Linked DNA regions of Homo sapiens: region 1 is linked to region 2. The links are chromatin contacts, found by Hi-C in ENCODE. All regions are on one chromosome and are shown on one strand. The core of a region is the stretch at or near the end of the contact, and the rest is flanking DNA. Distances in the headings are between cores, read along the strand shown. Region 1 holds the start of CP (ceruloplasmin). Region 2 overlaps GYG1 (glycogenin 1).

The links. Hi-C counts contacts between places; a loop is a spot of excess contacts on that map. Pooled maps may share reads with other maps.
Region 1: a map of HepG2 shows a loop between it and region 2 (2.1-fold over the local background). The contact joins the promoter of CP here to the enhancer-like site in region 2. A Hi-C loop is called at or near these places in 1 of 168 maps with a recorded cell type or tissue (HepG2) and 1 of 50 pooled maps.

What each region holds. Positions count from the first base shown.
Region 1 is chr3:149,218,312-149,223,350 of GRCh38, reverse strand. CP (ceruloplasmin) reads left to right here and starts at 1,522. Exons shown (of 19, transcript NM_000096.4): 1 at 1,522-1,704. The coding sequence starts at 1,559.
Region 2 is chr3:149,006,659-149,013,030 of GRCh38, reverse strand. GYG1 (glycogenin 1) reads right to left here. Exons shown (of 8, transcript NM_004130.4): 5 at 3,629-3,755. Among named protein-coding and RNA genes, the nearest start is that of GYG1, 18 kb to the right of the region's middle. RefSeq lists an enhancer at 4,123-4,623. Within about 2 kb of position 3,155, at least 6 of the 41 ENCODE cell types and tissues checked have a DNase peak (open chromatin) inside an H3K27ac peak, as active enhancers do.

The sequences.
Region 1 (5,039 bases), core at 273-2,772, 210 kb before region 2:
TTTATTTTTCTCCATAGCATTCACCACTAATATTGTGTATTTCATTTTTCATTTTTATATTTTCAGTTTCCCCAAGTAGAATGTAAGTTGCATGATGGTAGGTGTTTTGTTCTCTGCGGTATTCCCAGTGAGTAGAACAGAACTTGGCACAGACTGCTGTATTCCCAGTGAGTAGAACAGAACTTGGCTCATTCAATAATATTTCCTAAATGAAGGAATTGTTCAAATATCGCATGCTTTCTTCTATACCAATCTATTTCAACAAGTGGCCTTCAGCAAATACACAACGTTTTGAGGTATTTGAGAGAAAAAAAATTATACTAACACAAAGTGTCAACTGTTATCAGGATTTTCTTCAGCTAAAAAAAAAAGCCATTTCATACTTTTAGACATATACTTCCTGACTAAAAACAGGGTTTTAAGAAAAAGTCTTCCACCTTAAAATTCATATCCACTTCAAAGAGAAAAATTTCAGTCTAATGATAAACTGGGGTACTTTCTATTTACTAAGACTAATCTTTGCCTCTGAAGACAGGTTTAGTTATGGTTTGTTTATTTGATGATTAAAACAAAGTTATTAGCCCCTGTTAGGCTCTGCTAGTTATTTGCATATAGCAATACAGAATGATCTGGTAAAGTTTTTATGCAGATTTGGTCCAAGCTCATAAAACAGATAAATTCTTCCAAATTAAATTCTTATTTTTGTTTACTTAAATTTGGCATGCTAGATATCATGTTTCATATCATAAAGCTGCAATTAATCATTTGTTAGACTTTTAGAAATAGTCATGCACCACATAATAATGTTTGAGTAAATGACAAACTGCATATGTGATGGTGGTCCCATAAGATTATAATAACATATTTTTACTGTACATTTTCTATGTTTGCATATGTATAGATACAGAAATATCATTGTGTTACAATTGTCTATAGCATTCAGCATAGTTATAGACTGTACAGGTTTGTAGCCTAGGAGCAATAGGTATACCATATAGCCTACCTAGATGTATAGTAGGCTATATCATATAAGTCTGTGTAAGTACACTCTGTGATAGTCACACAATGACAAAATAGCCTAACAATGCATTTCTCAGAACGTATCCCTGTCATTAAGAATGACTGTAGTAAAAAGCTACATGTTTTGATTCATTTTACATAATTCTTATCCTGATTTACTAAAAGTGCACTGTTTGCAGGACACTGTGCTGTGACATATTGTCAGAGGAACAAAGGGAGCATTTAGACACGTTCTCTGCCCTCCTGGAATTTACACAATGAATGGAAAAAGGCACAGAGTTATGCACACCCTAATGCCTCCAACAATAACTGTTGACTTTTTATTTTCAGTCAGAGAAGCCTGGCAACCAAGAACTGTTTTTTTGGTGGTTTACGAGAACTTAACTGAATTGGAAAATATTTGCTTTAATGAAACAATTTACTCTTGTGCAACACTAAATTGTGTCAATCAAGCAAATAAGGAAGAAAGTCTTATTTATAAAATTGCCTGCTCCTGATTTTACTTCATTTCTTCTCAGGCTCCAAGAAGGGGAAAAAAATGAAGATTTTGATACTTGGTATTTTTCTGTTTTTATGTAGTACCCCAGCCTGGGCGAAAGAAAAGCATTATTACATTGGAATTATTGAAACGACTTGGGATTATGCCTCTGACCATGGGGAAAAGAAACTTATTTCTGTTGACACGTAAGTCACTATTTTTATTGTTTATAGACCAAAATTTTAAGTTATTTTTAAAGGATAGAGCCAATAAGATGAAATATTTTTAAAATTTCTTATATACAGAAACTGCAAAATGTGGGCTTGAAACCCAAGACACTTGAATCAATCTCCTTTATATTCCTGTATATTTTTTATTTGGTGGACTACCCTGCTTCTTTCCTGTTGTTCCTGGGGATCTGTGTTCACATCTTACTACCTCCCATGGTCGTAACTGCATCTCCGATTAGGAATCTGTCTTTTTATGTGTTTATGCAGAAGTTCTTTCATTTAAACAATTACTGTATACAATGTTATGTTTATTGCACCATTTAATGGTTATTCATGATAGGCATAAAATTTTTTTATATCTTTCAAAACATCACTTATAGAAATAAAATACAATTTTAGCAAATAAGATCCTGCCTGATATTTATTGAGAGACTCCAGACAGTTAAGTAGGTTAATCTTTCACAGCTTCAGGGTCCTAATTTGTAAAATGAGGATAATAAGCATAGCTCATAGGGTTATTTAAAGAGCGGGTGCATGTAAAGCTCTTAGTACAATGCTTGGCACATATGTGCATAAAAAAATGTCAGGTACTTATTAGGATGGTCCTCAAAAAGCTCCATGTAACTTAAATGTCTTCATTTTTCAGTTGGAAAATCCCCTTATTGAAAGCAATATTCACTACACAGTAAAACAAAAAGTTTAGTTCTCCTTGAAGTTTTTTGTACAGAAGTTTATCTATACTGAGGTCTTCACTTTTAATGATGTTAATTAAACATTAACCACCAAATGGGAACTTGGAATTCAAAATCAATATTCACTACATTAAAATGTATTTCAGTGGTAATAAAACACAAACAAGCCCAATGACCATCAGCTGCCAAGATTATATCTTTAAAAAACAGCTAAATAAGGATGCCGAAGTTTGTAATTATTGAATCTTATTGATGAGTATATACTATTTTCTTTAACATTATGTAAAGTTGAAATTTTTCACCATAAAAATAAATACATAACAGATACTAATATCCAATTATTATATTATGAATTTAATAATATACAATAAAGAAAGTTTCTGACCTGAAGATAAGTGGTTGTAAATAAAACTAATACATCTTGTAATTATTTCTTTTTTAACCTGGTTTTAAGGTGGTATTATCTTCTAAGGAATATGACATATTTTTACAGCTTCACCAGAAACATTATTTTGCATGGATTCAGTATTTTCTTGATTAAATATAATATAAATTATATGTGGTTTTTATTTCCAAGGAAAAAGTCAGACACATTAAAAAAATAAAAATACTATCCTTCTCTATGCCCCCACTCACCACCACTCTGCCATTGTTCGTGATCAAAAATCAAATCAGCTTTATCAGGCATAAACTAAGTGCAAGACATTGCCCTGAATATGCTTCAAAAAAAAATCTTTAATTCTAAAAATCAGGGAGTAGAAGAGTGAAGGAGTTTGTTTAGAATTTGGTGAATGGGGGCGGAGGAAATTCCTTTGTTTTTAATTACTCCTGTGGCCTGTCTGTGCCAGGGAAGCTACCCAATGAGTATAAGCCTGTTTACCCCATTGTGACTATATTAGTCTCTTCTTATGCTGCTAATAGAGACATACTCAAGACTGAGTAATTTATAAAGAAAAAGAGGTTTAATGGACTCACAGTTCCACATGACTGGGGAGGCCTCACAATCATGGTGGAAGGCAAAGGAGGAGCAAAGGCATGTCTTACATTGCAAACTTTCCCATACCTTCCTGTCATCTGAGCCCTCCAAGTCTCTAGGAAGTTCCAAACTTTCCCACATCTTGCTATCTTCTTCTGAGCCCTCCAAACTATTCCAGCCTCTGCCTGCTACCCAATTCCAAAGTCACTTTCACATTTTTGGGTACCTTTACAGTAGTGCCCCACTCCAGGTACCAATTTACTGTATTAGTCTGTTCTTACACTGCTAATAAAGACATACTCAAGACTGGGTAATTTATAAAGAAAAAGAGGTTTAATGAACTTACAGTTCCACATGGCTGGGAAGGCCTCACAATCATGGCAGAAGGCAAAGGAGGAGCAAAGGCACGTCTTACATGGCAGCAGCCAAGAAAGAGCTTGTGCAGGGGAACTCTCATTTATAAAACCATCAGATCTCATGAGACTTATTCACTACCATGAGAACAATATGGGGGAAACCACATCCATGATTCAGTTACCTCCACCTGGCCCCCTCCCTTGACATGTGGGGATTATTACAATTCAAGGTGAGATTTGGGTGGGGACACAGCCAAACCATATCAGTTACTTAAAAAGTATACTTAATAGAGATACTTAAGGCTCCTTAAAAGGAAAAATGGAGCATCTTCTAGTTGCAAAGTCCACCTCTCTTTTTGTTATTGTCCTGTGACTTTAACATCTCCTCTGGCTTCAACAATATGCTACAGTTTTGCAAACTCTAGGTGGGACTGCTTTCTCTGTGATTTTTTTCCCCCATATATCTTACCAGTGAATTTTGAATACAGCTTCAGCAATTTTGCCAATACTATGCTAAACTTTTTGCATAGATGTGTGCAGATAGCAACCTTTTGGTCCCTTCTTTGTCCCAGATTTGCAGCATGTTTAGCCCAGTCAGTGAAGGATGATGGAGTATCACAAGACATGGTTGGCACTTCTTATCGTATGATGACTAAAAAGGAGTGGAAATAAATGGGCTGAAGAATAAGATGTGAAAGAGTGTAATATGAATTTTAGGTAAAGAATCGAGTTTAAGCTGAATGTTGATCTTGAAGGTCTGGGATGATGAACAGGAAAATATGCATTGAGAGTACTAGTATATGCATATGCAAGTACTAGTGCTTGGTCACTAGTACCTAGAATATAGGAGACACTAAATAAATATTTCTGAATAAGTTTAAATGAGTAAATAAAAGATACATAGGAAGATAGGAAAAATCATAGACTGTATTGTAAAAACTTTTCCTTGCTCCTCATGTGGAGAGATTCATGCTATAGAACAAATCAGGTAACAGAATAAGATAGAAAAGTCACCTGAGGGGATTATATGCAGGGTTAGTGCAACTGAAAACACTGGCAGATATTAAAAGAGAAAAATGTATAGGTTTTGGGGGGGACTAAAAAAATAAAGTTTACTTCTCTGGTATTAATGCCAATAATATTTATTTCTAAAAGAGTGAAGTGGAAAATAATTTCCTTATACTCAGTACTGCTATTTACTTGGGTCAGTGCCTTATCTGTCACTTCAACACATCAGTAAGTAGTTAAAGACTTTATAAGAGATAATTCCTGATCCTAAGTTATATA
Region 2 (6,372 bases), core at 1,906-4,405:
ACACACACACACACACACACACACACACACACAAATTAACTGAGCATAGTGGCACATGCCTGTAGTCCCAGCTACTCATCAGGAGGCTGAGGCAGGAGGATCACTTGAGCCTCAGGAGGTCGAGGCTATAGTGAGTCGTGATTCTACCACTGCACTCTAGCCTAGGCAACAGAGCAAGATTCCGTCTCAAAAAAATAAAATGCATTTATGACTTGTTTTCTGATGCAATACTACAAACTAACTTAAAAATTACTAAACCAAGCATTTTAATTTTCAAATTATGCCGTGTTAAAGAGGATCTTCCCTTACAAAAAAAAAATACTAATTCTGTTTTTTTATATTTGAGTAGTCATTCGAAGTGATAAAACTATTAGTTTGTTTCCTTTATCTTTTGTTCTAACCAAATGATACAGAGAGAAAGGCACTAGATGTGCTATTTTGTGGCTTAAATTCATACTAAGTTTGCTTTATACCAGGGCATCCTTTAGCTGAAGCTTCATGTAAGACCAAAGGCCACAAAGTTCTAGATATCCAAAACTCTAAGATTCTGGGGTGTCTAAATACTGCTTTGGGGACATCCTAGTGCATGGTTATTTGGAGTTGGCAAGACAAACACTCCATTCTTCCTTCCATGAAGCCGAAGTTGCTCCAGACCACTCCATGGTCTCTAATTCCACCTGCCACCACCCATGCTGTCCTAGGGAAGGCCAGCATACTATAGGGCTACTTAGTCCTGGAGACCACCAAGGTTATTCTGAACCCAAGAGTGGGCCTTCAAATTCACAGGGATCTTTGGAGAGTAGCAATGATGACCGAAATGCTTGTAATGGGTTACTTTCATTTAAAAAACATTTGGACTACAATTTTATATTACCTTATAATAAAAAAGAAATGTAACTACCTGTACCTTTTCAGCCTTTCCCAAATATAAAAGAATATAAGGAAAAATGTCTCTGGATGGGTCTCCACAAGAAAAGCAAATATATTTTCTGGCAGAGGGAAGGGAAAATGAGTTCTGTGATCTGGTTTCAATATTCCTCAATAGGCAGCAATGGGCAAGACAAAGCATGGCTCTGAGCAGCCTTATCACAGAAACGTAGAGCTGACCCCCACAAGCTGCACTGAAGCAGCAGCATCTCCAGCCGGCCCTGGGCCAGCTGAAATCCGGCTAATGGACGGAGTTGTTCCCAACTTTCCCAGTGTGTCATATTCTCTATGGTTACAATAAACCCGGGGGATTTCCAAAATTAGCACTCATTCATTGAGCCAGGAAGAAGAAAACCATCCTGTTTCAGTAATTTAGATCTCTAACTGGTTTTTTGGGGGCAATTCATTTGGAGGATATAAAATCAACTGGGTTCTTGAGAGAAAGGGCCAAGGTTCTAGCAAATTAAGTCTGTCTTACCCCTCAAAACTTAACTCTGCTCCACCTGCTTCTTGTGTGTTAAAATAAAAGTACTGCAAGCAGTGTCTGCATAAACCAGGCTATCCCCGAAAGGTACAACGTGCTCAATGGTGCTAAGGTGGAAATCAGATGGAGTCAAACAGAACCACATGCTCACTGTGCAGGACTGAGTGGAATGGTCATACTATTCAAAAGTCTTTCTCCTCTGCACTGTCAACTTTTTGCTTGCTAAACTGAATTCAGTCAATTAAACTATAAGCAAATGTCCTATTATAGACAAATTCGGCTCTAGGGGTCACACTGTCATGGTTTGCAAGAACACTATTCAGACTAGCAGGGTTATAAGTAAGGATTAAAATGGATCAGGTTCACATTTCCATGTGAGACACGTTTGTATTTTACAAGGCCAAGGACTGAGAGGTGAAAATAATGCTTCTCCTATTCCTCCCTTGACAGTGAATCCTGTTGTCTGCTTTACTCAGAACACAGTTGGTGTGTTTAAGAGTCTGCTTGTTCCCATTGTACAAAGGGAAGAGAATGTAATATGTTGGAGACATATACCAAGGGAACAGTTAGGGAGGAAAGAACATGAGATGCTTCTAATCCTTATCTGGAGGATGTTGATAGAGTCTTCCCAGAAAAGAACAGAAAAGGAAACATTGCTGCTACAAAAAGCCAGACATGCTTATTACCGTGGTGTAAGACTTACGGAGAGGACTTTGGATAATGAAATATGAGGAGTGAAAGGCCCTTTGTTTTCCGCTAACTCAGGAATGTCCATATGGGACAGAGATTGGCCCAACTCAGTGAAGGGCTGTGCTGCTCACAACTGTCTCAGGATCGACCTGACAGCTAGTCCCCTGTTCAAGAAATCTAAATCATCTTCTTAGTTAAACACAAATGAGTCAGAGGCTAAATAATAGGATCCTGTCCCTAACAGTGAGATAAACAGTGCAGCAAGGCTGTATTAGTTGTAAGGTGTATCAGAACTGCACCAGGGGCCGGGAGCAGTGGCTCATGCCTGTAATCCTAGCACTTTGGGAAGGCAAGGTGGGCAGATCACCTGAGGTCAGGAGTTCAAGGCCAGCCTGGACAATGCGGTGAAACCCCATCTCCACTAAAAATACAAAAATTAGCCGTGTGTAGTGGCACGTGCCTGTAATCCCAGCTACTAGGGAGGCTGAGGCAGGAGAATCACTTGAACCAGGAGGTGGAGGTTGCAGTGAGCCAAGATCATGCCACTGCACTCCAGCCTGGGCAACAAAGTGAGACTTCGTCTCAAAAAAAAAAAAAAAAAAGAACTGCACCAGGGACTGTGCGTGCTAAACAAGCACGTTACCAAAAACAACAAATGTCCACTGAGCACTTTATATGTATTAATTTGTTTCATCCTCCTGACAACCCTATGAGGTAGGTACTATTTTCCTCCTCGTTTTACATATGGAGGAGCTGAGGCACCAAGTCTTAAGTCATGTAGCAGATAAATGACAGAGTGAGGACATATGCCCTGCCTTTCTGGTTTACGAATTACTCTGAACACTATATTGCTTCTCTCAAATAAAAATGACTAACAATCTAACGTGTACTGAGCAGTTGGGTAGACCAGGCCCTCTTCTAACCATGCTACATGATTACCTCCCTTACTACCCACAATAACCCTATGAAGACATGGAGGCAGAAAGAAGTTCAGTAAGTAGGCCAGGAAGTGGTCACTGCAGGATGTGAAGTGAGGTCATCCAGCTCCAGAGCCCTTATTCTTAGCCACAGCAGCACACTGCTGCCTGCATCTGGCTTAATCCCCACAACAATTATGAGGGAGCTTTTAACACCTTTTTGCAGGTGAAGGAAACCAAAGCTCAGCAGCCAGTATGGGGAAGACATTGAGTTAGGGCACAAACTCAGCTCCTCCAAGTTGTAAGTCTGCAGAGCTTAAGAGTCTGTGTTTTTGACCATGACATATTAATAACTTACCAGAGGGCCATGAACCCCAGAAACTGATGGGAACCTTGTCCCAAAGGCAACTAAGGACCCTAGGGTCAAGCATGAGGCAACCGATAACATCAAGGCCTCTCCCCATTGCAGCCACGGTTCTTACAAGAGAAACTTTCCTCAAAGTGTCTATCTGTTATTTCCCTCGGAATGACAATGAAGCAGCCCCAAAATTGTACACCCCAATTCTCTGCCCTCAACATCTCCAACAATAGTTAAACCATCTGCACTTACACTTTAAATGCCGGGAGGTAGGAGTATATAGAGATGCTGCTTAGGTTATAAATAAACGGCAGGTGTTTTCTGATATCTGTTGTTGCCCAGCTGCTAAAAAATGTGTTCAGTATGCCTTGGTCCCCACCTAAAAGAAAAAAATATATAAATTAGTTAACAGATCTCTAGACAGTTTAATAATTTTATAGGAGCACATAACTGGACCTTTAAAAATAGACACTAATTCCATTTTTTTTTTTTTTTTGAGACGGAGTCTCGCTCTGTCACCCAAGCTGGAGTGCAGTGGCACGATCTCAGCTCACTGCAACCTCTGCCTCCTGGGTTCAAGCAATTCTCCTGTCTAAGCCTCCCGAGTAGCTGGGACTACAGGTGCATGCCACCACGTCAGGCAATTTTTTGTTATTTTTAGTAGAGATGGGGTTTCACCGTGTTGGCCAGGCTGGACTCGAACCCCTGATCTCAAGTGATACACCTGCCTTGGCCTCCCAAAGTGCAAGGACTACCAACGTGAGCCATCACGCCCGGCCCTCATTTTTGAGTTAAGTTCCTTGACACACCAATTAAAAACATTTTAAGGAGTGGCCATTTCCCTGATTTAACTCATTAATTCGACAAATATCTATTGAGCAGCTACTATGTACCAGATACTGTACTAGGCATTGCAGAGTCAACAGTGCACAAAGAGATATGGTCACTGTCTTCACAAGGGTCAGGTGGGAGACACCAACAGCAGCAAATCAAATCAACAAACATCACACAGATGGAGATGAATGCAGTGAAGGAATGTACGTGGCACTACAGGCACACGTGGAAGTGGCTTGAGCTACATCTGATGGGCGAAGGAAGGCTTCCACAAGGAAGTTGTGTTTAAACCAATATCTGAGGGGTGCACAGGCATACCTGAAAAATGCCGATGGGGGAAAGACGGGGGACCGTGTCCCAGGCAGAACAAAAATAGTGCACACCACCGACCTGTGGCGGGCAGGAGCATGAGGCTATGGATAGAAGGCCTGGAAGGTGGCCTGAGTAAGTGGACTCGGCGGGAATGAGTTGCATGGCACCAGGTGAGTCTCAGAGAAGGCGGCAGGGACCAGACCACATAGGGATCAGGTTGTACACTTTATTTCCAGTTAAAGATTTCAGACTTTCCCCTGAGTATAACAGGACAAAAAGAATCAAAAAGTAAAAGAGAGCAAACTGGAACAATGGAATTGTTTTCCAGGGCCCACAACTGTTGGCTTATCAACAGAGGGCCCAGAAGGCCACATTACCCCTATGGTGCACTCTCCCACCACTGACCAAAAGTCTCTGGGCAGATCCTGCTCAGTCACCACTGTGGCCAGCGTCAGCTACAATGATACAGCAAAGTGTCTGCTCAGCCCTTGGGGCTCCTGGACTTCATATCTTCCTCAGAAAGCGGGGATCATGGCCATTCATTCAAAAGAAATAAAAACAATACAAGACACATTCTTCCATATATTTCATGTGCTTTCTATTTTAGACTCATGAGATTTCAGAAAACACACTCAGAACCAGAGTCTCCCAAGCAGCAGAACAGGAGTTCACGATGTGTGTGCATGTGCATGAGTGCATATGTGCGAGTGTGTATGGGGATGGCAGGCAGGCAGACACCTGCTCTAAGCATCAGGCAGGAATACTGCATAGTCACTCCTCTCCTCAGTCTCCTTTGCCAAAAAATCCAGGTCGTTTCTCAACATACAGCAAGTCCAGTCGGCTGTCGTTACTATTCAATTTTCCTTACTTTTCAAGGAGACTTTAAAAATCTAGAGATCTATTTAATTTTTGGAGTTAAGTAGTAAGATCAGGACTTTAGGTTTAAAGTCCAAGTGTACCTTATCCACCCTCTGCGTATTCTATCCTTTCCAAATACCTTCAATCAACTCTAAGAATCAAAGGCGTTCACTTATTGTCTTGAGGAAACCCCTCCTTAAACAGCACCCCTGACAGGTCTCTGTTCCTCAAAGGACGAACAACAGAAAATCAGTTTCACTCTTATAAGTTCTAAAGGACAATAAAGATGGCAACAGAATATGCTTCACTGTTATAAAAATGCAATGGACTCAATGTTTAGATACCCCAAAATTCCTACATTGAAATCCTAACCCCAAAGTTGATGGTATCTGGAGTGGGGTCTTTGGAAGGTGATTAGGTCATGAGGGCTCTGCCCTCATGCATAGGATTTGTGCTCTTATAAAAGAGGCCCAAGTGAGGTCCCTCACCTCTTCTGCCACATGCAGCAGTTATAACAAAAAAACAAAAATAAAAAAGCTGTCTATGACCCAGGAAGTGGGCCCTCTCCAGCCACTGAATCTGCTGGCACCTTAATCTTGGAATTCCCAGCCTCTAGAACTGTGAGAAATATATTTCTGTTGTTTATAAGCCATTTAATCTATGATATTTCATTATAGCAGCCTGAATAGGCTAAGACAAAGGACAGATATGAGAACCAAAGACAATTTTAGCTAATAGGCAAATTAATGTATTCTGAGGCACAAACTATCAAAGCCAAAACATCATGCCATTCATTAAAGGCTTATTTTGGATTCTACAAAGATACCCAAATGTGGGACTAGACACTAATGGCTGAGGTACAGAGGCCTGAAGTCTTAACTAATTTCCTTTTACACATAATCATCAAAATACTGCCAATCGGTTCCATGGGAACAGAAAAAAAGGCTAAGGAAATGTTCACAGCAGCTTTGTTCATAATGGTACAAACTGAA